Linked DNA regions of Homo sapiens: all the other regions are linked to region 2. A link is an interaction called in ENCODE POLR2A ChIA-PET data of the cell type or tissue named here. Cell type or tissue: CD4-positive, alpha-beta T cell. All regions are shown on one strand.

Region 1 (4,000 bases), 53 kb after region 2:
GGCCACAAGGTGGAATTCTATCCGAATGCACTCTTTCTTCTCTGTCCAGGTGAGGACAGCAATGACCTCATCCGACACTTCCTCATCGAGTCGTCTGCCAAAGGAGTGCATCTCAAAGGAGCAGATGAGGAGCCCTACTTTGGTGAGACTCCCCAGCCTCCAGGCTCCCCCGGGATGGGGGGCCAGCGAAGTCTCCGTTGTGAGCTGAGGGGTGGGTTGGGGAAGCTCTACTCATGCAGGGCTGCTTGCTTCCTTTCAGGGAGCCTCTCTGCCTTCGTGTGCCAGCATTCCATCATGGCCCTGGCCCTGCCCTGCAAACTCACCATCCCACAGAGAGGTGGGTCTGGGCCCCAAAGAGGCAATGCCAAGGTGGGGGACCTGTTTGTTCTCATTAGAAATGGGGTTCACTCCTACCTTGTTGGTGGATTATTTTAGTGTCACGGTTAAAACTGTGTGCACTGGAGTCGCTCAACATCTCCACCTCCTAGCTGTGAAAATTTGAGAATGTTGACCTCTCTGAGCCTCAGTTTCCTCATCATACCTACTTATAGGATTGCTGTGCAGACCGAAAGAGATAGCCCGGGCAAGGCTCTTAGCGCAATGCCTGGCATAGAATGGATGTTGGATAAATAGCAGCCTGCTTTGAGAGGGTGAAAGAGCCTAAATCAAATAGTTTGGAGAGGTTTTCTCTTTCCAGGTCCAGCATTTGTTGAGCACTCACTCACCCATTCATGCTTCACTACAAGCTTGTGAAGTAGACTTTGCTGTTATCATCCCCATTTCACAGATAAGAAAATAAGGGCTGGGCGTGGTGACTCACGCCTGTAATCCCAGCACTTCGGGAGGCCAAGGCGGGCAGATCACTTGAGGTCAGGAGTTCGAAACCAGCCTGGCCAACATGGTGAAACCCCGTCTCTACTAAAAATACAAAAATTTAGCTGGGCGTGGTGGTGGGCGCCTGTAATCCCAGCTACTCAGGAGGCTGAGGCAGGAGAATCACTTGAGCCGGGGAGGCAGAGGTTGCAGTGAGCTAAGATCGCACCACTGCACTCTAGCCTGGGTGACAGAGCGACAGAGCAAGACTTCATCTAAGAAAGAAAGAAAGAGAGAAAGAGAGAAAGAAGGAAGGAAAGGAAGGAAAAGAAAACGAGGGTTCTAGATGTTACGTAATTTGCCCAAAGGCCCACAGAGTCAGACCTTGAACCCAGATCAGCATGCCCTATCCAGAGCATACAGCCAGGTAGGGGGGCAGCTCAGATGAAATAGATCATCTCAGGGGTGTGCAGGAGAAGCTCGAGAAGGGCTGTTTCTGGAAGGGCATCAAGGCAAGGGAGCCCCAGAGGAGCGATGGTGAGAGCCTCCTCGCTTTCTGCAAAGACAGGTCAGGGGTTGAGACAGGGTCCAAAAGAAGTGAGGAGGTCAGGGGCCTGTGAGGACAAGATCATGGCAGCCATCTAAGAGGTGGGGGGGCGAGGAGGGGATGAAGAGATCAAAAGGGTTGCAAACTAAGCATTTAGGGAGCCCAAAGTGGCCTGTTTGCCTAATTACGGTAATCACACCTGGTTTGAGTCACTTCCTGGAGATGGGGGTGGAGGTGGGAGATCTTCAAAGGGATTCATGAGGCCTGTTCCTGTGAGAGGGGTCCATTCACTCCACCCCCGCCCCTTTGGGGGGCCTGTTTCTTTGCCTTGGCTCAGAACTGGGAGGTGCAGATGGGGCCTCGGACTCTACAGACAGCCCAGCCTCCTGCCAGAAGAAATCTGCGGGTGAGTGGTACAGGAAGGGAGGCGCCAAGCTTGGCTGTGCCCCAAGAGGGCACCTCCCAACCCTGCACACACGCACGCATGCACGCACACACGCACAGGCACACACGTGTTTCCCATCTCAGCTTTGTTTCTGCATCTTTAACAAGGTGCCACACCCGCTCCCCATCACCCCTGTAAAACAGAAGATGAGAGGCCAGCAGGGAAGTGGGGCAGGGTGGGGGGTGGGGGGAGTGGCAGAACTTACAGTCCCTCCTGCACACACATGGGCATGTGCACACGTGCTAGGGTCTCTCTAGGTCTGAGAAACCTGCCCTAGAGGTGGTTCTGGGTCTGGGATCCTCTATGGGGTGTCAGGTCTAAGTCCTGGAGCCTTCACCAGGGGAAAGGTCCCTGACCCACACTCCCAGAGGCCAGCACACATCAGCACTTGTCTCAGTGACTGTTCCTGCTCTATGCCCTGAGCACGAACAATTTCCTTCCCCATTCTTGTCTTCTGTCCCTACCGTTGCCAATGAACCAAGACCTTGAAGATGGAGGTGTGGGGAGGAGAGCAGCCGTTAAGTGTGGACAGAAGGATGTTTTCCTGGGCACCTCTACACACAGGGCAACATCCCCTCCCCTGCCCCATGCTGGAGGGCCAGGGGCCAGGGCGATGCAAAGCCACAGAAGATCCCAAAGCCCTCTGGGGTTGGCCTCAAACTGTGATCACCCACACACCCACTTTCTGTTGGGTGGCGGCTCTAAGAGGAGCTCCACTGGATTCCTGAACAGGAGACTCACCCCCTCCCCTGGCCCTGGGCAGAGGGAGAACCTGGGCCCTGGGTCAGTGGCCCCAGCGCAGTGTCTGCCTCCCACAGGCTGCCACACCCTGTACCTGAGCTCAGTGAGCGTGGAGACCCTGACTGGAGCCCTGGCCGTGCAGAAAGCCATCTCCACCACCTTTGAGAGGGACATCCTCCCCACGCCCACCGTGGTCCACTTCAAAGTCACAGAGCAGGGCATCACTCTGACTGATGTCCAGAGGAAGTAAGGGCCTTCCCTTGCCCTGGGGCTCCGGGGCTGGCGGAGTAGAGCTGGAGGGGATAGCTGAGACAGCTGCAGATCAGGGATGAAGGTCAAGTTCAGGGTTCTGGATGACCCAGCGGGGCCAGTGATGTGCTGAGTGACTCCAGGCAGCTTCCCTGCCTCCTCCAGGCCTCACTCCACTGCCAAAGCCCCTGTTCATCATGACTGATGAAAATGGAGTTAACGGGGGCCGGGCACGGTGGCTCATGCCTGTAATCCCAGCACTTTGGGAGGCCGAGGCGGGCGGATCACCTGAGGTCAGGAGTTCGAGACCAGCCTGGTCAACATGATGAAACCCCGTCTCTACTAAAAATACAAAATTAGCCGGGCATGGTGGCACGCACCTGTAATCCCAGCTACTTGGGAGGCTGAGGCAGGAGAATTGCTTGAACCCAGGAGGCGGAGGTTGTAGTGAGCTGAGAGCACGCCATTGCACTCCAACCTGGGTGACAGAGTGAAACTCCATCTCAAAAAAGGAAGGAAGGAAGGAAGGAAATGGAGTTAACTAGTATTCATGGGTGCCGATTATGCCTGCACCCATTGATGGAACATCTTCCCTCGGCCAGACTGGCTGACCACTGGGACCCAGAGAGGAATGAGATCGTTCCTTCCCCAGGCTCGGATCTCACAGTCTAACAGGAGCCTGATCCAGGGCTGAGCACTTCACAGGGAGAAACAAGAGATGACCAAGATGTAATTCGTGTCCTCAAAAAGTTAGTGGCCAAAAAAAATTAAATGGCGTGGTAGGGGTGTGATAGAAAACCCCAGAGTGTAAGACAGAGGCAGACAAGCCCCATGAGAGGAGAGAGGCAGGAGCGGGGCGCCAGGGCCCCCCAGTGGGAAAGGCCATAGCGGTCTTCAAGGTCTAACCCAGAGACTTCTTGGAGGACAGGGCACCTGAGCTTGGGGGGAACGAGAGATGCTGGAGGCAGGATGACACTGGGACAGGCTGTCATCGCTTCCCTTCTCTCCCCGCCTCCTCCTAGGGTGTTTTTCCGGCGCCATTACCCACTCACCACCCTCCGCTTCTGTGGTATGGACCCTGAGCAACGGAAGTAAGTTCAAGGCTGGGCCAAACTAAGAAGGCTGTCCAGGGCCCCGCTGCCCACCAAGGCGTCCTGCCGACTCTGGGCCTGGGATCCCAGAGGGAGCCTGTGAACCTCAAGGGG
Region 2 (4,000 bases):
GAACCATTTGAACCCGGGAGGTGGAGGTTGCAATGAGCCGAGATTGCACCACGGCACTCCAGCCTGGGCAACAGAGCAAAACTCCGTCTCAAAATAAAAAAAAAAACGGCAGAGCTGTCAGAAACCTGGTCTCTAGTTGAGCCTCACTGCTAACCTGGTATTTTCTTAGACCATTAGAGGGGCAAGAAACAAGATTCCATTGTCTCTAAGCCATCACACATTCTTGGGTCTATTTGTTACACCAGTTAGCATATCCTGACCAATACAGGTAGCTATCAATTTATGGAGCACTTACTATATACCAGGAACTACATGAAGTGTTTTTACATTTATTATCTCACTTAATCCTCACAGTACTTCCACAAGGGAGCTATTTTAAAGTACCTGCTTTATAGATGAGAAAACTGAGGCTTAGAAAGGTTAAATAACTCGGCCAAAGTGACCCAAGTAATAAATTGCATTCTAAACTGGAACCAGAGTGCCTCACCACCTACAGTGAGCTTGGCACATGTCTGCTATCCTCCCCAGACCATTCTCACTGTGAAGATCAGAGTGGAAGAAAGATCACACCTTTCCCTCCTGCAGACACAAGAGTCTGACCCACACTAGATTTTTTTTTTTTTTCTAGACGAAGTCTCATTCTGTCGCCCAGGCCGGAGTGCAGTGGCACGATCTCAACTCACTGCGAACCTCAGCCTCCCGGATTCAAACAATTCTCCTGCTTCAGCCTCCCAAATAGCTGGGATTACAGGCCCCCGCCACCACGCCTGGCTAATTTTTTTGTATTTTTAGTAGAGATGGGGTTTCACCATGTTGACCAGGCTGGTCTTGAACTCCTGACCTGAAGTGATCTGCCCGCCTTAGCTGCCCAAAGTACTGGCATTACAGGTGTGAGCCACCACACTAGATATTTTGTAATATCATTACTTTTCAGCTCCCATTTTCCGAGAGCCTGCTAGGTCCTACACAGAGTCCGGGGGGCGCATTTCGCATATAGCAGCTCTAATCATCACGGAAGCCCTGCCAGGTGGGTATGTACTTTGCTGAGCTGGAAGCAGGCTCTGGGAAGCTCAGTAACCTCCCCAAGGTGACCTGCCTGAGTGGCCAAGCATAAAAGAAACTGGGTCTGCTGAGCTCTCACCTCCACTCTGCCTCTGCACTCCACCCCTCCCTTGTCAGACCACTCTGACCTGGGAGGCAGCTCGAGGTTTCCAGCAGAGCAGGGGTAGGGCGGGAATAGAGGAGTGTGTGTGTCTGTGTGTGTGTGTGTGTGAGTGTGTGTGTGTGTGTGAGAGAGAGTGTGAGAAAGTGTGTGTGTGTGAGAGTGTGTGTGTGTGTCCTACATGTGTATACCAATGTCTCACTGCTTTTTATCACTCAGTCTGGTTTTCATTTCTTTAGGGAAGAGGATGGGGCATGAAAGACCAGTGGAAGAAATGGGAATTCCTCAGGCTGAGGGAATAAAAGGTCAGAAAACATCAAAGTTGATGGAAACTGTGGCTTTCATGGCCAAATCCCCTGACTTAGTCCAGGAGGAAACTCCGGCCCAAAAAAAAGGACTTGCTCAGGGAGTTGGGGTTACAGCCTGCACTTCCAAAACCCCACTAATGCTTTTTGTACCAAGCCCTCTGCCCCAAAGCCAGGGAGAGGATAGATCACTCACAGTTCATAGCTCAGCTCAGATGTCACCTCCTCCAGGCAGCCTTCCTTCCCCCTCCACAGCCGCTCTGCCCCTCCTCTGGGAATATGGTAAAAACACTCACTCTTCATATTTACTGAATATTTACCAAGTGCTGGACTAGCACGCCACAGGTTTACTCACCTGTCTGTCTCACCCACTGGATTGTGAGAGGATGGAAACAGATTCTGTCTTGGTCACTGTAGCCTCCCCAGACCTCAGGAGACCCGGTACATAGTAAGTACTCAATAAACAACTGTGGGACTGAATGTCCAAATCAGTGAAAGGATCAACCGAATGGTTATACAAGCTATTCTACATAACAATGTCCTCGTGTGTGCACAGGGCTTTCATTTTTCAAATCACATTAATCACATCGTCTCAGTAGAACCCAGTGAGAGACCCCAGTAACAAGGAGAGTGGTATCAAGTGTATGCCCACATACACACCTGCACACCAGCACATGCAGCTCCCCTCCATGTTTATGTAAGTGTACAGAGACCCATACACCCATGCCTTCCTAGCCGGCAAGAAAGATGCCATGACGTGCTATTTCCTGTTTTGTCTGCAAACATGGAGGCCTCCCCCACCTTCTTCCCCACCCCGAGACACACACACACACACACACACACACACACACACACACACACACACAGCCAGTTTTCCTCTTCAGCTGAAAGAGTGAAAGAAAGCCAGCTGTCCACAAGGGGGCATTCAAGGACCATCCAACTCAATATCTCAAAGCTAAGACTGCTTCTTGGTCTCAGAGAGACGAGATCCCAGGAAAAACTGAAGAACCAGGGTGGGGTCTCACGTGGAAACCCAGAAGAGGAGGTGGTCAGCCACTACAGAAGCAGGGCTGATGGAGATGGAGTCTCCGTCTGAATAATAGAAATGGTAATACCACTCACTCTACATATTTACCAAGTGCTAGTCCCTGGTCTAAGCACTTCACATGTCATGACTCGTTTAATCTTCCTCTCACCTCCTCAAGGCTTAGTGTTGCTATAATTCCTGCTTTATAGATGAAAAAACTAATGACTTAGAAAAATTAAGTAACTTGCCCAGGGTCACTTAGTGGTGAAGGCAGAATTCGAACTCAGGATCTGTTGTCCATAGGTCATACTGTTAACTGCTCACTCTGCTGCCTCGAGGCTGGACTTTCAGACATCCTACTTCTCAGCCCGGGATTCTCTGTGCTGGACTCCACTTCTCACATCTACAGGCCCTTTTGGGTGGTTGATGAAGGACCTGGAAGCTGATTTCCTAAGAGTGAATAACTTGGTGCCCTGAAGCTGACCCCTCATCCACTATAAACTGTCGATGCTGGGTTGGTATAGTGCCTTTGGAAAGCAGTAAAGCAATTACCAGCAAAAGGCATGAAGCTCTTCCTCCCCCTTTGACCCAGTAATCTCTTTCCCTGGGAAATTATTCCAAGGAAATTATCCAAACGAAGCCAAGTGTTATCTGCATACATGTGTGCATTGAAGTCTTTCTTTAAAGGTCAAAAACTGGGAACCACAATAAGGAAGTGGTTTAATAAACTGGGACATCAACACAATGGACAATCAGGCCTGGAAATCCACAGCTGTGTGACTGTGATGGGGAATGGAAACATGGAGAATGCTTCTACTACACAGTGTATCACCACTACACTCCCACCTAACTAGCTAATTCAACAAATCACGCTTGTCAAGGAGAGAGAAGTCTCTCTGTTCATGTTCAAAATAAACTCAGCCTCTGACACCACAAAGGAACAGAAGAGAAGCTTAAATGCAACAAACACAATAAGCTCAATAATTCTTGGCTTTTGAGTTTCCAAGGCCACAGGTCCTGATGATGTATGACATTTTCTGAGAGTGATTTTGATGATTGGTTATTGATGATTTTCACCTTTCACACTGTACTTGTTATTAAGCCATCTAATTCATCATATTAAATTTTGTTAAGATACCTGGTGTGGTTTCTGTTTTCTGGCCAGACTCTGATACATACACAGACCATGGACCCTGATGAATGATATCTCCCCCATAATGATAAGTGATTTTTTAAGACTTCAAAATTAGTGCACCCACCATGATTTCAACTTATACAAATGTATACTTAAGGAGGGTACAGGTATGGCTGGTCTCCTCCAAATTATACTTTGTACTAGTTGCCTCTTGATGCATAATAAAGTACCCTAAAGCTCAGTGTCTTGAAACAACAACTTTTATCATCTCACAGTTTCTGTGGGTCACAGATCCAGGTGCAGCTTAGCTGAGTCCTCCACTTCAGCACCTCTGCAGGCTGCAGTCAAGCTGTCAGCTGAGCTGGAGTCAT
Region 3 (4,000 bases), 84 kb after region 2:
CCTCACACATTCCTTCAGTCCCCCACCTCGAAGTTTCCCATTCTTAGACTTCAGACTCCATCCAAAGTCCATAGGGGTTGCCCAGAACCAGGGCACCAGGGATCTGGAGACGGGAGTGATGAGGCTGGACCTTCAACCCCTCTGTGGGATCTCCTGAAGGCTCTATCTGAGCTCAAGAAAAACTCCATCCAAATGGGGCATTGTGGCTCATGCCTGTAATCCCAACACTTTGGGAGGCTGAGGAGGGAAGATTACTTAAGGCCAGGAGTTCGAGACCAGCCTAGGCAACATGGCAAGACCCCATCTTCACAAAAAATTTAAAAATTAACCGGGTATGGTGGCATGTGCCTGTAGTCCTAGCTACTCAGGAGGCTGAGGCGGGAGCATCACTTGAACCCAGGAATTCGAGGTTAACAGTGAGCTATGATCACACCACTGCACTCCAGCCTGGGTGACAGAGCAAGACCCTGTCTCTAAAAAAATAAAATAAAATAAAATACATTTTTTTAAAAAAGAAAAACCCCATGCTTGAGTCCCAGAACTGTAACCACTGCTCCTCCCTCCAAGCAGTCAAAACCAGAATACAGGGCTGAGCTGGAGAAAGAGGTTGGAAGACCTCTCTGCAGATCAGAGCCACCTCTGAAATGCTCAGGCTTGGCAGCTCGCTGCCGGCCTGAGTGCAAAGCCCCTGCCAGCATTCCAGATGTTGGCAGCCGGACAGGAGGTTACATCTGGTTTGCGTCAGGGTTTTTTTTTTCCTGAGGAGTTAGCAGGTTCCTCCATGCGTGGCAGCGATCCCAGAGCTGCCTCTGGGTCAAATGGTATTTTTCTGCCTAGCCAAAGCTGGGGGGGTTGGTTCTCTTTTCATTCTCCTGGTTTGGGGGGTGTGGGGAGAAATATGTGGATAAAGGCAAACCAGGCAAGGAGGAATCTAACCAGAAAGTCTTTATCAATAACCTTCCACACCAAAGGTTATTAATAAAATTCACCAAGGATGGAAGAAGATTTTGTTACGGTGGAGAGCTGGCTTAGAAAAGAGGAATAAAAGGGAAGAAATAAATAGAGTAGACAGATATAATCCATCCTTCTGCACATTTAAAATCCCAAGAAGGACAGTCCAGAGGGGACTCCAGTCCTACATCAAGTTCCTAAGAGTCAACCAAAGAGAAGACACTATAGCAAGACCCCCTGGCCAAGGTAGGCAGCAAAAGAAGAAACATAAACTTCAGAAGACGAGGACTGTGCCAAGGGGACCATAAGGAGATGGATCCTGAGCCCTCGGTTAGGAACCAGAGAAAGATCTGGGATCCAGGCCCTTCCTTTGAGACCCTCCCAAGGAATTCCTCCAGCCAAAGAAACCTAAGCTGCCCCAGTGATCACCTCCCTCCACACCCCCACCTTGCACAAAGCCATAAGGCTTGAGGATGGAGTCACCGTGTTTCAGGGGTGTAAGCTGGAACTGGGGAGTGGAGAGAAAAAGGAAATGGAAGACCTCAAAGAATTAGAACCAGGCTGGGTGCTCACGCCTGTAATCCCAGTGCTTTGAGAGGCCGAGGTGGGAGGATCACTTGAGGCCAGGAGTTCAAGACTAGCCTGGGCAACATAGCAAGACCCTGTCTCTACCAAAAAAAAAAAAATTAGTCAGACCTGCCTGTGGTCCTAACTTAGAAGACTGAGGTAGGAGGATCGCTTGACCCCAGTACATCAAGGCTACAGTGAGCTATGATTGTGCCACTGCACTCCAGCCTGGGTAACAGAGCAAGACCCTGTCTCTTAAAACAAAAACAAAAACAAAAAAACAAAAAAAAAATTCAAGAATTAAAGAATTAGAACCAAATGTCAGAAGGACAGAGGCTGAGCTGAGATGTGGACAAAGGCCCCACCCTGTTACTTAAGTAGGGCTGGAGATCACCTGGACTTGTTTGCCACAGCCCAGGACACTAACACCAGGGGGCACCCTTCCAACCTGGAAAGCCTTTGTTTTTCCTGAGTTTGCTTTCTTTTAATGACCATAAAAGAAAGTACTAGGGGCCAGCTGGGGTGGCTCACGCCTGTAATCCCAACACTTTGGAAGGCCGAAATAGGTGGATCGCTTGAACCCAGGAGTTCAAGACCAGCCTAGGAAACATAGTGAAACCCTATCTCTACAAAAAATTAGCCTGGTGTGGTGATGCACAGGTGTAGTCCCACCTACTTGGGAGGCTGAGGTGGGAGGATCACCTGAACCCAGGAGGTCGAGGCTGCAGTGAGCAGTGATCACACCACTGCACTCTAGCCTGTGCAACAAGTGAGACCCTGTCTCAAAATTTTAAAAAAGCAAGCACTATTTTGTACAATGATTCATTCCTCTCAGTAAATGGGTAGAATATTCTTTGGTTCAAGGAGTGAGGAAGGTTTTTCAGGAGTTCAAGGAGTGAGGAAGAGTTTTCAGGAGGTAGTGAGCTCCCACCCTGGAAGTGTGGAGAATTAGGGTGGTAGCAGCCTCAAAAATCTCAAGAGATATGGAATAGAAGCATGACCACAACTATGCTTTCCATGCTGAGTTTCTTTTTCTCTCTCTCTCTCCTTTTTTTTTTTTTTGAGACGGAGTCTCGCTCTGTCGCCCAGGCTGGAATGCAGTGGCGCGATCTCGGCTCAATGCAAGCTCCACCTCCCAGGTTCACGCCATTCTCCTGCCTCAGCCTCCCAAGTAGCTGGGACTACAGGCGCCCGCTACCATGCCCAGCTAATTTTTTTGTATTTTTAGTAGAGATGAAGTTTCACCGTGTTAGCCAGGATGGTCTCGATCTCCTGACCTCGTGATCCACCTGCCTCGGCCTCTCAAAGTGCTGGGATTACAGGCATGAGCCATTGCGCCCGGCCTTTTCTTTTTTTTTTAAGAGACAGGGTGTCACTGTGTTTCCCAGGCTGGTCTCAAACTCCTGGCCTCAAGTGATCCTCCTGCCTAGACTTCCCAAAGTGCTAGGATTACAGGCGTGAGCCACAGTGCTGAGCTTTTACGAGTCAAAGTTCACAAATAACTAACCCTCAGAGGATTATTAATGGATATTTGGGATGTTTACCATTAAGGAGGATTAGGTATGCTCACTGAAGCCTAGGGCTGCATGGGGCACAGGGTGAGTCCAGAGGCATGGCTTATGCTCTTGGGTTGGTATGGCCCCATGTCACATCAGAGGGTTACCTACGAAAAGCTAAGCCAGCAAACTGCCTGGCTTCTCCCTTGTTAGGTTCCCCACTAGCCATCCTACTTATCCCCAGTTCATGTCTACACGGAGTAGCACCCACCAGATAGGGAGAGTAGCTCCCTCCTTAGTCTCATGGGGACACAGGGTAAATCCGTATTTGCCTACTCACACAGACAGGCTCAGGCTCAAGAACTGCAAGTGTACACAAACAATCACGTGTCCAGACACACATTCATCCACATGTGCCTTACCCACATGCACTTGGGCACTCTGACCCTGCCCTGGTCAGAGACACAGAGCCAGGGCAGGGCACGCTGACTTCAACAGCTTCTCTGCACCGTGGTTTGTTGACTTTCCATGTAATCTGTAACTTTTCCTTGCCCAACCCTGCTTAACTGGCAGACTGAAGAGCCACCCCAGGATCCACCCCTAAGCACCAGGTTTTTGTGGGGGTAAGGGTTATAGCATTGAGTCTCTTGATAACGTTAACCTTCTCATCTCCAAAACTGGCTAAATACTTGCTATTTCCCTGCTCACACAAGAGTTCCAGCCACCTGGTGCTACTCATCCTGGTAGTGCCCTCTGGAGAAATTCCAATGCCTGTGGGTTCCCCTCTGAGCAGGAGTGGAGTCAGACCTATTCCCCTGAAAAGTCTGACCTCCAAAAAGCTTGTTTGGGAGATGGGACTTCCAAGTAGGCTTGGTCCTCCTACAGCGCCCAGCTTGGAGCTAAGCCAGTTGACATCTGACTATAGGGGAAACCTCGGTCTTTGCTCCAGCAGCAGAGGAAGGGAAGGCGCCAGAGAAGAGGCCACA
Region 4 (4,000 bases), 69 kb before region 2:
CTCGTGTGTAAACTGGGGAACGTTCCCAGTGCTTACCTGTAGGGTTGTTTTGAGGATAAAATGAGACAACTAGTACAAAGCACTTGGACAGTGGTACACTGTTATTATCAGCCACGTAGATCCCTTCCAATCCTCTCAGCTAAAAATGACCTCTGCCCCATTTTGAACTCACATCACAGCCTGGCTCTGTCTCTTATTTACTGCCCTTGAAGGGAAGATCCCTATTTGATTCAATCCACAGCATCTCATTAGAATTCAAATGATGAGTGAGGATTTAAACAATTCTTGTGAGAGAGGGTGGGGGGAAAGAAAGAACTTAGAAACAATGATGTTATTGGCAGATTGGCAGAAATAGGCAACTACAGCCAGCTACCAAAACAAGAACAGTAGCAGACTGAGTAGATTGGAGCTTGGATCCAACTTGCAAGTTCAAGGGAAGGGGACATTCAACACAGACTTGCTGCTACTCAAGGTGTGGTCCATGGACATCGCCTGGGAGCTTGTTGGAAATGTGGAATCTCAGACTCTATGCTAGACTTTCTGAATTCCACTCGAATTTTTACAAGACTCCTGTGCACTCTAAATTTTGATAAGCATTAGGCAGACTAATGGTTCTTTTTTTGTTTTGTTTTGTTTTTTGAGACGGGGTCTCACTCTGTCACCCAGGCTGGAGTGCAGTGGCACGGTCTCCGCTCACTGCAACCTCTGCTTCCTGGGTTCAAGTGATTCTCGTGCACAGGCATATGCCACCAAACCCGGCTAATTTTAGTATTTTTAGTAGAGACAGGGTTTCACCATGTTGGCCAGGCTGGTCTCGAACTGACCTCAGATGATCCGCCCGCCTCAGCCTCCCAAAATGCTGGGATTACAGGCGTGAGCCACCACACCTGGCCTGGGATCATCTGAAGAGCTTTTAAAAATGCTGATGCCCAGGGTGTATCCCAGAACAACTGGCATCATGTTGATTTTTGTAGCTCACCAGGTGATTCCAATATTCAGCCAGGGTTGAAAGCCATTCATCTAGACCAACCCTCCAATTTGCAGGTCAAGAAACTAAAGTCCAAAGGGGTAAACTGACCTGCCCAAGGTCACACAGCAAGGGAGTGATAGTGCCTGGGACCTGAGCTCCAGTGCTCCACCCCCAGGGCTCTCTTCACTGGACTTCACTGCAAAATGGGGCAAGGTGGAGCGGAGCACCAGCGTTTCCCTTCTGGCTTGGCTTCTTCACTGTTGGGTCCTCAGCTCAGATCCCAAAGAAGGAGCTTCCTAGATGCAGGTGGCCTTACGCCTTTGAATTCCCAGGTGGACTATGGCCATAGAGGCCTCACGCTCTCAGGCAGTAGGTGCCAGAAGCCTGGGGCCAGGTGGGACTCTGCTTCCTGACCGGTGGCCAGTCTCTAGGCTGGAACAGCCTCACACTCTCACCCAGCCAGCATGGGCCTGCCATTCTCACCCGCCCCCCACCATCTTCCCAGAGAGACGGAGCCCTCAGGGACTGTCCCACCACAATTCTCAGAACTCAGGTGAAGTTTCTGACCCCCCACAGCCGCAGCTCCCGACTCCTCTGAGAACTGCTGGGACAGGCCTGTTCTCAATCAGCAACCGCGACTGTCTTGAAACCATCAGAGGCTCCCTCATGACTTGTTTTCGCTCTCTTGTCAGGGTTTTGGGGGTGTGTGTGTCTCAAACCTCTGATTGTCTCTGCTTTGTGACTTTTTCTGGTGTGTTTTTGAAGTGGCTTTTTGTTATTCTGCCTCCACTCGCTCATCTTTCTCGGCAGCCGTGGAAAACACTCTCGGCCTGTTCTGCTCTCCACCGAGCACTTGGATCCCTTGTAAACAGCTTGCCTGGTGGCCTGGACCAGGCTGAACAGATAGGAAGGGCCTGGGCCTGTCAAGCCTTTGAAAATAAACATGCTGCACTGAGCTTCACCATGCTCAGGGAGGAGGATGGGGTAGACACGAGAAAGCAGAAAGAACTTTCTAGGCACAAGATTACTCTCCTGACGGCCGAGTGAGGTCTTTTCCACCGCCCTAAAACAGGCAAGAACAGAGGCCTGCCCCTTCCCTGAGCCTCAGGCCTGCTAGAAGGAGGGCACCCACCTGCAAAAGCCTTTCCTGAAAAAAAAAGAAAAAAATTTTTTTGAAACAGAATCTCACTTGGTTGCCCAGGCTGAAGCGCAAGCGGCATGATCATGGTTCACTACGGCCCTGACCTCCCCAGCTCAAGCGATCCTCTCACCCTAGCCTACCAAGTAGCTGGGACTACAGGTGCGTGCCACCATGCCTGACTAATTTTTTTTTTTTTTTGTAGAGATAGGGGTCTCACCATGTTGCTCAGGCTGGTCTCAAATGCCTGTGCTCAAGCAACCCTCCTGCCTCAGCCTCCCAAAGTGATGGGACTGCAGGCATGAGCCACCATGCCCAGCCCTCTCCTGAAATGTGAGAGGTAGATCTTAACTTGCACTGCCCAATATAGTGCCACTAACCACACATGTGACTACTGAGTGCTTAAAATGTGGCTACTTTGCGAGCATGGTGGCGGGTGCCTGTAGTCCCAGCTACTTGGGAGGCTGAGGCAGGAGAATTGTTTGAACCCGGGAGACAGAGGTTGCAGTGAGCCAAGATCGCACCATTGCACTCCAGCCTGAGTGACAGAGTGACACTCTGTCTCAAGAAAAAAAAAAGAAAAAAAAGAAAGAAAAAAGTGGCTACTTTGACTAAGGAACTGAATTTTTTATTTAGTGTTGCATAATTTAAATAGCCACGTGTGGCTAGTGGCTACTGTTAGACAGCACAACTCAAAAGCAGGGTTCTCAAACTAGGCTGCATATTAGAATCACCTGGGAGCTTTAAACCACTCTGACGCCTGCAGCCATCCCTGGTGACTTTGATTTATTGCCACTGGGTATGGGCAGAGCCAGAGTTCTGAAAGCCCCACGTGTGATTCTCACGCACAGCCAGTTTTGCAAAACTCTGGCCCAAAGGACTTCCCACAGCTTTTCCACCTCTGACATCCTACACGTTGATCTGGTCTCTACAGTTTTCAGAATTTAAGGAGCAAGGAATTTACTTAGAGAATCAACTCAAGATGCTGGAAAATGTTTTTCTATGTTCTAAATGTAATGCATGTTCGTTGTAACACATGGGAGAAAATTGAGAAAACTCAGAGAAATGAACAGAAGAAAGTCAAAATCCCCTAAAATCCCACCACCTAGAGAAAAAGGGTTGAAACACTTAGACGTATATCCTTCAAGGCATTTTTCCATGGATAGAGCCTTATTTTCCTTCAAAATTGAAATCCTACTATGCTTCCTATTTTGTAATGTTTTTGTCACTTTACTTATTTGATTAACAAATATATCATCAATTGTAATGGCTACATGACATTCTATTGCATATAAACCACTATTTATCCAAATTCATATTAATATTGGCCCCATTTTTGCTATAATTTTTAAAAACATTGCTATGAAAAAATACAATGTCTTTATGAAAAGCCATTCACTAACTCCTTAGGAGAAAAGAAAAAAAAAAGAATTCAGTCAAAAGGCATAGAAAATTCTAAGACTTCTCCTAAATGTTTACCAAATGACTCTCCAGAAAAGTTGAACCAGTTCACATTCCCATCAACAGAGCATGAAAGCACCTATATTTATATGCATGTTGGCACTGGGGATTGAACTTTTCAAACTTAACAAGGTTCGAAAAAAAAATGTTTTCAACCACCAACAGGCAACCCTTCGTTTCAAAGTTCAGCACACCTTTAACGAGCACTGACTATGTGCCAGGTGTCACCTTAGGTGTTGGTGATAAAGATGAATGGAATGCATCCCTGCCCTCTAAGAACTCAAGAAAGGGGAGAATTAACAACTTGGCTTTAAGTCAAGGGAGGACAATATAGATGCTAAATAAAGGTACCAAAGTCACACTGGGAGCAGGAAAGAAAAGCCCACGATTCCTCACAGCAATGCTGGGAAGTCTGAAGGGGTGGCATTTGA
Region 5 (4,000 bases), 79 kb before region 2:
AAACCACATGGGCCCACTATCCACTCACCTGCGGCAGGGGCCGTGTTGTATTTCAATGGCACAGAGAACCCAGGGATGCCCTCATCCTGCCCAGCCTTGTTGTGATCCTCCTCTCACAACAAGTTCCCGGGGGAGCCAGGCCAAGGAGCTCATGAGAGGAAATGGGAGTCAAAGTCCCGCTGCTGTCCCCAGCTGCACCCACACCAGGGATGTCACCGAGCTCTGAGAACAGTTCCTAGACTAACTGGTATTGATCGTAATGAATCTTTGTGCTACACATGGTGCAAGGCCCTGGGATGAGCAAAACTGGGAGCAACCAGTAAGAGAGAAGGACATGTTCAGAGGGTCTGGGAAGTGGGAAAATGAGGTGTGAAGAGTGTAGCTAAAAGGTGGCCCCAGCAGGCCTCTGAGGGAAACCAAGCCATGACACACACTGACACTCTGCTCCGGTGCTGCCCCACACCTCCCCAGCCTGACGAACGCCTGCCCTGCTGTCAGGATGCAGCCCAAATGTGCCTTCCTCTGCAAAGCCTTTCCCAGCATCTCCACTTCCAGAGAGAGACCGACGCGCCCCCGTCTGTGGCTTAGACAGTCTGTGTCTTCTACCAAAGAAGGTGTTTCCAGCCTGAGGCACCATGGTATCCCCCAGAGCCTGGCTCATGATGGGTATTAAAGAAATATTTTTAATTAATTAATTAATTTTTTAACAATAGGGTCTCACTCTGTCACCCAGGCTGGAGTGCAGTGGCACAATCATAGCTCACTGCAGCCTCCAAGTCTTGGGCTCAAGCGATCCTCCCACCTCAGCCTCCCAAGTAGCTAAGACTACAGGTACACTGCTCTGTCTGGATTTATTTTTTAATTTTTTGTAGAGACAAGGTCTCGCTATGTCACCCAGGCTAGTCTTGAACTCCTGACCTCAAGGGATCCTCCTGCCTCAGCCTCCCAAAGTGCTGGGACTACAGGTGTGAGCCACTGCACCTGTCCTGAAGAAATATGTGTTGGCTTTCATATTTGTGCCCCAAGTGACTAATACAATATATTACAGAATAGAAGCTGGGCAAATATTCCATGAATGAATGAATGAATGAATGAATGAATGAATACCAAATGGTTATAGGGCTCACATATGGCCAGCCCTAACGACAGGTAACCTATCTCCCACCATTTATGTTTCCCACAGAGCTTCACAGAGAAGCAACCACTTCACTGGAAAGACCAACTCAACTCAATAAATATTTACTAATATTTACAATAAATATTACAACTCATCCAATAAATATTTACTGAGCTCCTACAATGTATCAGGCTCTGTTCTAGGTGCTGGGGACACAACAATGTACAAAACACAAAGCCCTCTGCCTTAGGGAGTTCCCATCCAGTGGAGAAAGAGGCCGACTGTGCCGGTTGTGTCACGCACACTTGCTCTTTCCACTCACACCTTCCCCCTCTCCACCCCAGGACCCGCTTGTGATCCTGCCTCCTTCCAAGAGAACCTGCACCTTGATTTCCCCTTCCCAGCAAGTCCCTGTCTGTCCTCAGTTCAACTAAGCCACACTACTGCCTTTCCCAAAAGGCAATGGGAACAGGGACCTGAATTCCTGGTCTCATTGCCCTTTGGGCATCTCGATTTCAAATATGCTGGCCCCCTAGTGCCTTGGACCTTCACATTTGCCTGATCATGTGTTGCTGATTTTTAGTGCAGAGCATGTGGTCACCAGAGCCGAGGGCCCTGGACTGGGAGACTCTGCCCTGGACAGTGTCTTCCCGAGGGGTAAGGGATGAGTGAGTCGCGAAGGGTAACTGGAAGGGAGTAATGGGGTGATGGCAGTCATCAGTGGCAGATTCGAGGGAGGTGCTACTTTTGCTTCCTGGTCCTCAGATCTCACTCTGCATCCGCTGACAGCGTCTTCTGCCTTTGGGTGGAACTGGCCCCCCTGTTTTAATTAAACTGAATTAAATAGAATCAGCTTTCATAACTGGATGATGCAGAAATGTCCTGACAGTCACCCTCGCCCGGGGCACCTTGCCAGCACTGGGTCTTTGAAGTGTCCTGATCCCTGGTTTCCTCCTCAGGTGCGTCACTAGCTTCTCTGGCTACCTGGTTTCCGGCAAGGAGTCTGTTAGCGCTCACACTTGTTTTTTTGCAAGCGTTTGGAGAGGAGGTTGCAAGGCTCTGGGATGACAGTTTGCTGGAATGTGGGCACTGTTCTTAGGCAGCATTGCCCACTTTCCCGGGTGGCATGACTACCTCACTAGGCACTGGAGGCGGGTGCTGAAAGGCTCTGAGAGACTCACTTGCACAGAATGAGGGGGTGTGCATCAGCTTTAGAGACTTGGCCAATATGGTTTTCCCACAAAGAAAGGCACCCAGCACACTCTCAATAAAGACTCATTAATTTGAAAAAAAAAAAAAAAAAAGATACAAAATGCCTGAGAACAACTGTCTAAGTTGTCATGTGGTGAATGGTTGCAAAACAATATTATAGCAAATGATCTTTTTTTAAAAAAATTTGTTTCTTTTTATTTAATAATATACCTTCCAGCAAATGACCTTCTCTGAATTAGGTTTTCATGACATGGATTTGTTAAAGGTTTGAAGTGAATTGCATCCTTCCTGAATTACCTTTTCCTGCATCCTCGATAAAGTTGAGAGGCTGGTGGCTCCTGAAAGTAGCAATCATCTTTACATAATCCTTTTCACAACCACAGCACAAGGGAGGGGTGTCAGTATGCTCCCACACCAGAAGAAAGCCTTATGATTCTGCAATCATGGGGAATTCAAAAGATAGTGTTGTGCTGTACGGTCCGCATTTCATAGTTAATAAGTAATATCCTCTTCACTCCTTTTCTTTTTCTGCCAGTAAATTGAGCTTGGCAGGCCTGCTATTTTCCTTATAATGCCAACTGATGAAATTGCCTCCCAAATGCAAGCCATCGTCATTAACACAAGTGTCTCAGAAGGAGATGCAGAAGATGGCCTCCTTCCCCTCCAGCTGGGGAGAGACAGCTGCCACTCTACATTAAAAAGCCAGTTCAAAGAATCAGATATGATAAAGTGTTAGGTTGAAAACTTTCACAAGAACATAAATCTTGCTCTTCGGGGCAACAAGCAGACTCATGTGAATATTCATCACTGTTCCTGGTAAGTCTTGGGTTGAATAAATCTGTCCCTGGACTCATTTCGTTCAACAAAAGGGATCTCGCAAGGCTCCTAAGACTTTATTTTTCGTTTCTCCTAGTTAGTTAGTTAGAGTTAGGATTTCACTCTGTTGCCCAGGCTGGAGTGCACTGGCTCGATCATAGCTCACTGCAGCCTCCAACTCTTGGACTCAAGCGATCCTCCTGCCTTAGCCTTCCGAGTACCCAGTATTACAGGCACGCACCACCATGCCTGGCTATTTTCTTTTTAATTTTTTGTACAGATGGGGGTCTCACCATGTTGCTCAGGCTGGCCTCAAACTCCTGGCCTCAAGTGACCCTCCTGCCTCAGCCTCCCAAAGCGCTGGAATTACAGGTGTGAGCCACCACACCCAGCCAAGACTCCTAAGGCTTTAGAAATAGTTGCCTTGTCCTCTAATAAGAAACCCCCAAAGAGAGCTGTAATTCTGACTGGTTTTCTCACTTGGGAATGGTTGTCTTGGAAGGAGCATTGCAGCTGACATCTCTGTATTTCTAAACTGTTTTGTGGGCTTTCTCTATGAAATCAGGAGTCACTGCCACATTCCTCTTCTTCCACTTGCACAGTAGGGCAAATGAAACCTAAGTCCATGCTGGCTATATAAACACAACTTGAAAGGCTCAGTTGTTGAAATTAACAGGAATAAGCATTTTTTCCCTATTGAATCACCTATTGGATCATTCAAAATTCACAGTGGGGCCAGGCACAGTGGCTCATGCCTGTAATCTCAGCATTTAAGGAGGCCAAGGCTGGAGATCACTTGAGCCCAGGAGTTTGAGATAAGCCTGGGCAAAATAGTGAGACCCTATCTCTACAAAA
Region 6 (4,000 bases), 210 kb after region 2:
CTCTTCCCCACCAACCCCACAGAACCCCAGGCCAGCCTTGCTAGAGCTAGGACTGGTTTGAAAATCTGCCCTAGTCAGTGCAGGCCATAAGCATGTCCTCTTGGGAGTTAGGGGAAGGAGGAAGCCTAGTGTCTCACTTCCGGGTGCTACCACTGCCCATTGCCTCAAGACACAGTGCCTTGTCCCAAAAGAATAGGTCCAATGTCTCCACAGCTTGTACTCCACTCAGCCCAGGGTTTTTCCCCAGCTACACAGAGCTGCAGGACCCCCACACGCCATAATCTCACCAGTGACTGGATACCAGGCAGAAAGGGTGACTGGACAATCCAAGCTCGGGGCAGTCCAGGTTCTAGGAGGAGGAAGTGGGGGTCTCTGCTGGTCAGGGCTGTGCTCCCAACTCCTCCATCCCCAGGGGCCATACCCCAGATCCCCCGGGGGACATGGTCAGGACCTCTGAAGCCCAGGGTGTCTGAGAGGTCCACGTAGAACCAGAACTGAAGCCTCCCTACTCCAAGCAACGAGTAGGTGAAAGGGCAGGGGGTAATTCAGGCCTCAAGAAGAGGGACCAACCCACAGGGAAGGAAAAAAAAAATGGGAAGAGGAAGAGATGAGCCTACTGAGGCCACAGCCAGACCACAGAAATGTGTGGACCATACGCAGGCAGCTCTGTTGGGTGAGGGACCAAAGGGGCACAGACAAAAGGGGACCCCCTAGCTTGGAAACCACCGACCTCACATCCAGCCTGGCACGGGGCTTTCCCCACCCTCACACCTTGGCAGCTGCCCCCTCACCACTACCTCCCCTCCATGCTACCAAGCAGGAAGCACAGCTCTCTCACAATGGGGGGACAGCTTACAGAGATACAGGCAGGGCCAGGGTGGGGAGATAGGCTGCAGCAGCCCTCACCCCTCCCCTCAGCTCAGCCCAACCCTGCGTATGCCATATTCTGAGTCCCAGGGCAAACTGCCAGCAGGACTAGATGGTACCAGCCCCCTCTCAGCATCCCACCCTGGGGACCCACGCTGCAGGGAATCCAGGAATACACCCCCCCACCAAGTCCTGCCTCAGGATATCCTTTTGGCTCTGACCCCAGACCAGGCCTGAGTCAGACTGTGCCCTGCCCCATACCCCCCCTCCGACCCATTGACCCCCCCCCAAGCAACTTCCTACTCCACACCCGCCTACTCAGTTGGGGCTAGAACTAGGGGGAATCTCTTCCCCTCACCATCCCCAGCTGAACAGGGAAGCCCACAGGTGGATAGGGATAATAGGTCACAGATCCCCATGGCCTTCCCCTTAGAGAAGAGCGCCTGCCAGACAAGGGAGAAGCGGGTGCAGGCTGTGTGTGCAGGGGAAGGCATAGTCTGCAGAGCCCCCACCTCCCCAGCCCCAAACACATGCAACCTAGGACCCTGCCCCACAGCCCCTTGACACTCCAGCCTGGAGTCCAGGAAGCCACAGAAACTCCCTGGGGAAGGTGGTTTCCATCAGAACACAGGATGGGAGCAGGCTCCAGAACTGTATATGAGGACAGATAGGGAGCACAGAGGTTCCCTGAATGGGCATCTCTATGAGCGAGAGGAACCCCGGCCAGAGGGGACAAGGGCTGCAAAATCAGTCAGACTCACAAAGTCACAGCCACGGTCAGGCACAGCCAGATGCGGTCACAGTCTCCCCAGCACTCAGTCTGAGTAGGTGGCAGTGACTCCTCCCCACAGACAGAAGTCTGGGGGGTCCTGGGGAATCTGGGGCATCAGAGACCACACACACTCAGCCTGAAAGGACCCCCTAGTCAAGTCCCCCAAGTACCCCCCCAGCCTGGTGGGGAGGGGTAGCTCCTTCCCCACAAGAACCAGGGGTAGTGCCCACGGCAGACATCACCATGGCAACCAACAACAAACATCCCAGGAACCACAGTGGGACAGGAAGTGACAGCCACGTGACAGGAAGACATTTTTTTTCTTAGTGTTGGGGGGGTGATGAAGATTGTTTGCACCCCCTGGGGAATCAGCTGTCCCCCAGGTTTCTCCTACCTGGAGCTGGAGGGAAGGGGGACCACTAGGAAGGGGGCCAACCCCTCCTTGATCTGCACAGTGGGTCACAGGACTGACAGGGCTCTCCCTCCCTGCCTGCCACTCATGGGTCCCCCCCTTAACCCCCCTCTTTTCCACTTCCTGCCGTGACTGGAGATCAGAGAACTCCCCACCGCAGCTTCCCCTTCTCAAGTCTCGATTCCTGGGCTGAAGGTTTCACTGTAGGGCGAGGGACAGAGGGAAGGAGGGCTGAGGACCTGCGGTAGGACCCAGGGGACAGAGGCTCCGGGGGGAGGGCCGGGATAAAGCCACTCCAAGGTAGGTGTGTACACACAGACACACAGCGAGTGGGTCACGGTGACACTGCCTGCGGGGTACAGTGACACATGGAGACTGCCTGACCTCAAGTAACTCTGTGGGGAGAGGGAACAGCCAGAGGACCCAGCCCCGGCGTGCCCCACTCTTGCCCTGTCCTGAGCCTCCAGGTTCATCTCCGGCATCTACTGGCCTCCAGGCAAGCAAGGTCCCAACTGTGCCTAGCCCCTGCCACCTCTCCCCTGCCACCTCTTCCCTGCCACTTCTCCCCTGCCTTTTGTGCTTGAGGAATCCCCCTCACTGCTCCAAGGTGCCCGCCCAGACGAGGGCACCTTGGCTGAAGGTGGGGGAATGGAACCTCCCTCCACCCCCCTCCCCTTCTCTGCAGATGTCCCAGACTATATTTAGCCCAAACCGGGCGGCCAGCCAGACCCAGACTCCCCACTGGCCCAGAGCTGAGCTCCCAGTTTTTAGGCAATTAAAACATTAACAGAGAACCACCCCCATCTACACACCCCCACACCCCTAGCCCTGCCAGGGCAGCACAGCTCTGAAAACTTGAAGGAGGGCAGCCCAGCTCTGCAGCCAGGGATGGGGGTGGGGGTCATCAGGCAGGACAGGGGCATCATCCATAAGATCAGGTTGACACTTGGAGTGGCGAAGGGGAAGTCTTCCCTTGTTCCGGCAGAAGGGAAAGGCATATCCAGTTGGGGGGGTGGAGTTGCCTAGCTGCAGAAATTACACCTGTCATTCTGCAGCCCCCTCCCTAGCAAGCTCCAGTTATAGGGCTGGGGTTGGCAACAGGTGCGGGCCAGCCTGGCAGCAGCCTAATCCCCCCACCGGCTCCCCAGGCTGACAGTGGTGCCTGGAGGTCCAGCAGGGGCCCTTTGGGGCAGGATGTTAAGTAGAAGGAGGTGTCACTGGCCAGAGGGATGGACAGCCCATGGCCTTTCCATAAGAGCTGGCCCCTGGCCCTCATGATGTGTGCTGGAGGGTCTAGGGAAGCCAGGGAAAATGTAGTTCCATAGCACCTATTTCATTTCCCCATGATGCCAGGTGGGCGGGCTAGAGTGTGGGAGGTCTGTCTGCCTGCCTCTTCCTCCTCCTCCTCCTCTCCAAATTCCAGGAACAGGCAAGGGAGGCTCCAGTTGTGGGGAGAGAGGGAAAGCAAGCAGGCGGTCCCAGCTAGGGGGGAGCGAGGGGAGGGCGGGACTGGAGCGGGAGGCAAGATCCAGACGAAGCAAGAGACACCCACACCCGAGACACCCACACCCGAGCCAGACTGGGGACAGACACACCAACGCTGACACATTCTCACACTAGGTCCCCACATGCCGCCCACCCTGCGGGGACACCAAGACACCCTCAGCCAATCCTGCCAATTCCCAGAATACTCCCTGGACACACACGGAGATCCAGGCCCTGCCCCCCACCGTGCATCCCCCCACAAACTGTGTGGGCTCCAGACAGCAGCCAGAGGGTGGAGAGGGGAGTAGAGGGAGGAAAGACAGCAGGCGTCAGAGAGAATGTTCAGCCAAAGCCCTGGGAGCCGGGGTATCAGTTGCCATACTCCTTTCCCAAAACCCAGTAAGTCAAGACAACACTGGTCATCTTGCCAGGGGCCCTGCCAGCTTCCCACACTCCCAAAACTA
Region 7 (4,000 bases), 97 kb after region 2:
AAAATACAAAAACTAGTCAGGCATGGTGGCATGCACCTGTGATCCTAGCTGCTTGGGAGGCTGAGGTAGCAGAATCACTTGAGCCCAGGAAGTCGAGGTTGCAGTCAGCCAAGATAGCTCACTGCACTCCAGCTTGGGCAACAGAGTGAAACCCTGTCTCAAAAAAAAAAAAAAAAAAAAAAATTAGCCAGCTATGGTAGCATGAGCCTATAGTCCTAGCTATTCAGGAGGCTGAAGCAGGAGGGTCCCTTGAGCCCAAGGGTTCAAGGCTGCAGTGAACTATGAGTGCCACTGCACTCCAGCCTGGGTAACAGAGACAGACCTGGTCTCTTAAAAATAAAAAATAAAATTGTTTCTAAAAAGAGCAGGACGGACGCGGTGGCTCACGCCTGTAATCCCAGCACTTTGGGAGGCCGAGGCAGGTGGATCACCTGAGGTCAGGAATTCAAGACCAGACTGACCAACATGGTGAAACCCTGTCTCTCCTAAAAACACAAAAAGTTAGCCGGGCATGGTGGCGTGTGCCTGTAATCCCAGCTACTGGGGAGGCTGAGGCAGGAGAATCACTTGAACCTGGGAGGGGGAGATTGCGGTGAGCCAAGATGGCACCATTGCACTCCAGCCTGGGCTACAGGAGTGAAACTCTGTCTCAAAAAAAAAAAAAAGTTAACACAGTAGTCACAGACTACATGCAGGATAGGGATCTAAGTGCTTCACTCATGAGCACTTCACAGCAACCTCGTGAACTAGGCACTATCACCATCCCGTTTTTAAGACAAGGAAACAGAGGCATGGAGAGGTTTGTAACTTACTCAGAGTCACACAGCAAGTAAGTGGAAGAACAGGGATGTGAACCCAAGCAGTCTGGCTCCAGAGTCTGTACTATTAGCCCCTATGCTTTACTGCCTTTCAAAACAGCTGTCAGAGCACTCTAATGCCAACAAGGGCAAAAGAGTCTGACACAGAGTACAAGCTGGGTGGGGAGATCAGGGCAGAGGTGGCATTGGTAGGGGACTGGGCCCCAGGCCTCCTCATAACTTTGGCCTCCCAGCCCCTTTCCTGATTGCCCTGGAATGTCCACTGTGCCCACACTGAGTAGAGGATCTTAGCTCCCCTCCATGTCAGCTGACATCCAGGTCCCAGACAGGGCACCCCCACAGTCACCGCAGATGTGGGCTGAGCAATGGTGTATCAGTACAGCTGCCTTCCTGCCCACCAGGGCCCCATACTTGGAGAGACCAGATCAAGAGAGCCAGGATCTCCATAGAGACAACACAGTGCAGAGGGAGGCCTGGTCCAGCCCAGTCCCAGACTATGGAGCCTGGGTCCTTCCCTGGGAACACATGGTTCCAGAGGTGAACACCCAGGCAAGAGAGGGGGAGGGGAGAGGAAAGCCATCCACAGTTGGGCTGGCCAGGATCCAGTTTCATATCTCCAGGCCATCCTGCTTAGCTGCTCACCAGCTTTGTGACCACTTCCTGTTCCTTAGCTTCAGTTTGGCCATCTGTAAAATGGGGGAAGGCAACTTGTTGAATTGTGAAGGCCCTTCCAGCTCTGGCAATCTAGGAATCTAGGACCTCCGGATTCCTTTTGCATGGTCCAAGGCCCCATGCTGGCATGGCTTCCAACACTCCAGAGCCTGCAACGCTTCCAGGCCAATTGGCACCAACAGGAGCGCTTTCTCATTGTCCAAAGCTTAAGCAGGAGACAAGCCAAGTGAATGATGTTGGGCCCTGTGAGAGTTCTGTCACCACCCCGAGAAGTGATGAGGCTAACCCAAGAGTATACAGCTAGCAAGTAATTGAGCCAAGACTTGTGCCAAATACATTTATTGCCTGCTACAATCTTAGCCTTCTTTGACCGTGAGCTTTGGGCTCAGAACTCGAGAAAGATGGGGGTAGGAGCAGAAGAAGAAAGTGCAACCTGGGAAAATCTTGCAGAGGACACTTGCAGAAACGACGACACACAGGGCACTTTGAGCAGAGAGAGCCAGAGGTTGGGCTGGGAAGTCGTTTGCCCTGCTTCCCCTAATGCTTGTTGAGTCAGAGGGCAGGTGGCCTGACAGATCAGAGGCCCAGAATCAGAGCAGACACCCTGTCCACATTCCCTAGAGGGCCTCCAGGCCCTGAGTCCTGTTTCCCCAACCCTGAGGAAAAAAGTGCCACCTTCCCCTTAGGAAATCCTAAAGAGACCAAGGGACCTCTGAACCCAGGGAGTCCTCCAAAAGGGCTTTAGGCTTAGAGACGCCCCCACAGAGGGGGCATAAGACTTTAGACTCGTAAGCCCCCAGAGTTTGCTGGACCTTCAGAGTGATCTCCAACACCCATGCGCACAGGGCCCTTACTCCCCAGCTGCATGCCTCCCCCTTTCCCCACCAGCAGTAGGAGCTTACAGATAGCACCAGTCATGCCTTCTGCATATGCCCAGACTCTCTTCTGGCCCCATCATTCCATAGCCAGAGCCAGGATCCTTCATGCCAGCGTCTATGCCTCATCCTTTCTCTCCTCCTTACCCCTGCCCACTTCATCCCAACCTTCCTCTTCTCCCTTCCCAAAAGAACATCCTGGCCTGAGGGGCCTCTCAAGATTGGTAGTGACCAGACATCCCAATCCCACTTGGAAAAGTAGGGAAGGGCCTCCAGGAAAGGTGAGGGGACTGCAAGAGAGGAAAGGGAGTAACGGCGTGCCTCCATTTCCTCATCTGTGAAATACGCAGTGCATGGGATTGTTAGGAGAAACTGTACGGAGTAGGTGGTAAGAGTGCCTGCTTCCAGTTATGCCTCATTTAATACATACACATGGAAAAACATAATGGGAAACCACTCCATACCCACCAGATGGGTAAAAAAATAAAATACTGACAATACCAGAATGTGGAGTAAGGGGATTCTCATATAATGCTTGTAAGAAAACAAATTTGTACAACCACTGAGAAGCAACCAGTAATTCCACCCCTAGATATATACCCAGCAGAAATGTGTGTGTGTGTGTGTTCCAAAACACATGTTCAAGAGTGTCACAGCAGCACTCTTCAGAATAGCCAGAAATGGAACCAACAGTAGAATGGTTAAGTCTCGACTTGAATATGCTGTTGATACATCCATCGATATAGACAAATCATATGTTAGCAAAAGATTACTGCTGTATCACTCTATATAAACTCAAAAACAGGCAAAACTAATGCTACGGTTTGAATGTCTTCTCCAAAACTCATGTCGAAATGTAATCACCGTTGTGACAGTATTAAGAAGTGGGACCTTTAAGAGATGATTAGGTCGTGGGGGCTCTACTCTCATAAATGGATTCATTGTTATCACAGGAGTGGGCTAGTTATCATAGGAGTGGGATCCTGATAAAAGGATGAAGTTTACACCGTAATCTCAGCACTTTGGGAGGCCAAGACAGGAGGATCACTTGAGCTCAAGAGCTTGAGACCATCCTGGGCAACATGGCAAAACCCAGTCCCTACGAAAAATACAAAAATTAGCTGGGTGTGGTGGCGTGCACCTGTAGTCCTAGCTACTCAGGAGGCTGAGGTGGGGGAATCACCACCTGAACCTGAGGAGGTGGAGGCTGTAGTGAGCTGTGATTGCACCACTGCACTCCAGCCTGGGCAACAGAGTAAGGCCCGGTCTCAAAAAAACAAAAACAAAAAAAAAAACGGTGCCAGGCACAGTGGCTCACGCCTGTAATCCCAGCACTTTGGGAGGCTGAGGCAGGTGGATCACCTGAGGTCAGGAGTTCGAGACCAGCCTGGCCAACATGGCAAAACCCCGTCTCTATTAAAAATACAAAAATTAGGCAGGCATGGTGGCACACACCTGTAGTCCCAGCTATTCGGGAGGCTGAAGCGGGAGGATCACTTGAATCCTAGAGATGGAGGTTGCAGTGAGCCGAGATCATGCCACTGCACTCCAGCCTGGGTGACAGAGCAAGACTCCATCTCAAAAAAAAAAAAAAAAAGGATGAGGTTTGGCCTCCTTCTGTGTCTCACACACTTG

Evidence for each region. Peaks named below come from ENCODE experiments on the same cell type or tissue, not always from the same donor. Only the 100,000 strongest peaks of a DNase experiment are listed, where the experiment ranks them.
Region 1: POLR2A ChIA-PET joins it to region 2 with 74 read pairs; 28 of 35 experiments call an interaction of 5 or more read pairs at or near these places.
Region 3: POLR2A ChIA-PET joins it to region 2 with 11 read pairs; 27 of 35 experiments call an interaction of 5 or more read pairs at or near these places.
Region 4: POLR2A ChIA-PET joins it to region 2 with 12 read pairs; 10 of 35 experiments call an interaction of 5 or more read pairs at or near these places.
Region 5: POLR2A ChIA-PET joins it to region 2 with 11 read pairs; 9 of 35 experiments call an interaction of 5 or more read pairs at or near these places.
Region 6: POLR2A ChIA-PET joins it to region 2 with 15 read pairs; 9 of 35 experiments call an interaction of 5 or more read pairs at or near these places.
Region 7: POLR2A ChIA-PET joins it to region 2 with 10 read pairs; 26 of 35 experiments call an interaction of 5 or more read pairs at or near these places.

What each region holds. Positions count from the first base shown.
Region 1 is chr17:40,478,466-40,482,465 of GRCh38, reverse strand. It overlaps TNS4 (tensin 4), which reads left to right. Exons shown (of 13, transcript NM_032865.6): 7 at 50-142; 8 at 260-337; 9 at 1,698-1,766; 10 at 2,624-2,792; 11 at 3,818-3,886. Among named protein-coding and RNA genes, the nearest start is that of TNS4, 21 kb to the left of the region's middle. RefSeq lists a silencer at 982-1,167 and an enhancer at 1,150-2,349. In CD4-positive, alpha-beta T cell, no CTCF peak of the experiment used is centred here; a DNase peak (open chromatin) is centred at 1,825; H3K4me3 peaks cover 360 bases; H3K27ac peaks cover 2,488 bases.
Region 2 is chr17:40,531,877-40,535,876 of GRCh38, reverse strand. It overlaps LOC107985090 (a long non-coding RNA gene), which reads left to right and starts at 1,403. Exons shown (of 2, transcript XR_001752884.2): 1 at 1,403-1,467; 2 at 2,798-3,631. In CD4-positive, alpha-beta T cell, a CTCF peak has its summit at 2,467; DNase peaks (open chromatin) are centred at 1,190 and 2,296; H3K27ac peaks cover 709 bases.
Region 3 is chr17:40,448,329-40,452,328 of GRCh38, reverse strand. All of the region lies in intron 1 of IGFBP4 (insulin like growth factor binding protein 4), which reads right to left. Among named protein-coding and RNA genes, the nearest start is that of IGFBP4, 6.9 kb to the right of the region's middle. In CD4-positive, alpha-beta T cell, CTCF peaks have their summits at 1,779 and 1,979 (motif pointing right); a DNase peak (open chromatin) is centred at 1,938.
Region 4 is chr17:40,600,672-40,604,671 of GRCh38, reverse strand. No RefSeq gene overlaps it. Among named protein-coding and RNA genes, the nearest start is that of CCR7, 37 kb to the right of the region's middle. RefSeq lists an enhancer at 1,676-1,935. In CD4-positive, alpha-beta T cell, no CTCF peak of the experiment used is centred here; DNase peaks (open chromatin) are centred at 1,671 and 2,891; H3K4me3 peaks cover 1,288 bases; H3K27ac peaks cover 4,000 bases.
Region 5 is chr17:40,611,058-40,615,057 of GRCh38, reverse strand. No RefSeq gene overlaps it. Among named protein-coding and RNA genes, the nearest start is that of SMARCE1, 35 kb to the left of the region's middle. RefSeq lists an enhancer at 150-269. In CD4-positive, alpha-beta T cell, no CTCF peak of the experiment used is centred here; DNase peaks (open chromatin) are centred at 1,427, 1,917 and 2,727; H3K4me3 peaks cover 1,538 bases; H3K27ac peaks cover 3,930 bases.
Region 6 is chr17:40,320,888-40,324,887 of GRCh38, reverse strand. The region is part of intron 1 of RARA (retinoic acid receptor alpha); the gene reads right to left. It overlaps LOC105371934 (a long non-coding RNA gene), which reads left to right and starts at 2,364. Exons shown (of 2, transcript NR_189654.1): 1 at 2,364-2,556. RefSeq lists an enhancer at 3,253-3,837. In CD4-positive, alpha-beta T cell, no CTCF peak of the experiment used is centred here; DNase peaks (open chromatin) are centred at 767, 1,887, 2,217, 3,617 and 1 weaker place; H3K4me3 peaks cover 4,000 bases; H3K27ac peaks cover 4,000 bases.
Region 7 is chr17:40,434,874-40,438,873 of GRCh38, reverse strand. No RefSeq gene overlaps it. Among named protein-coding and RNA genes, the nearest start is that of IGFBP4, 6.6 kb to the left of the region's middle. In CD4-positive, alpha-beta T cell, no CTCF peak of the experiment used is centred here; no DNase peak of the experiment used is centred here.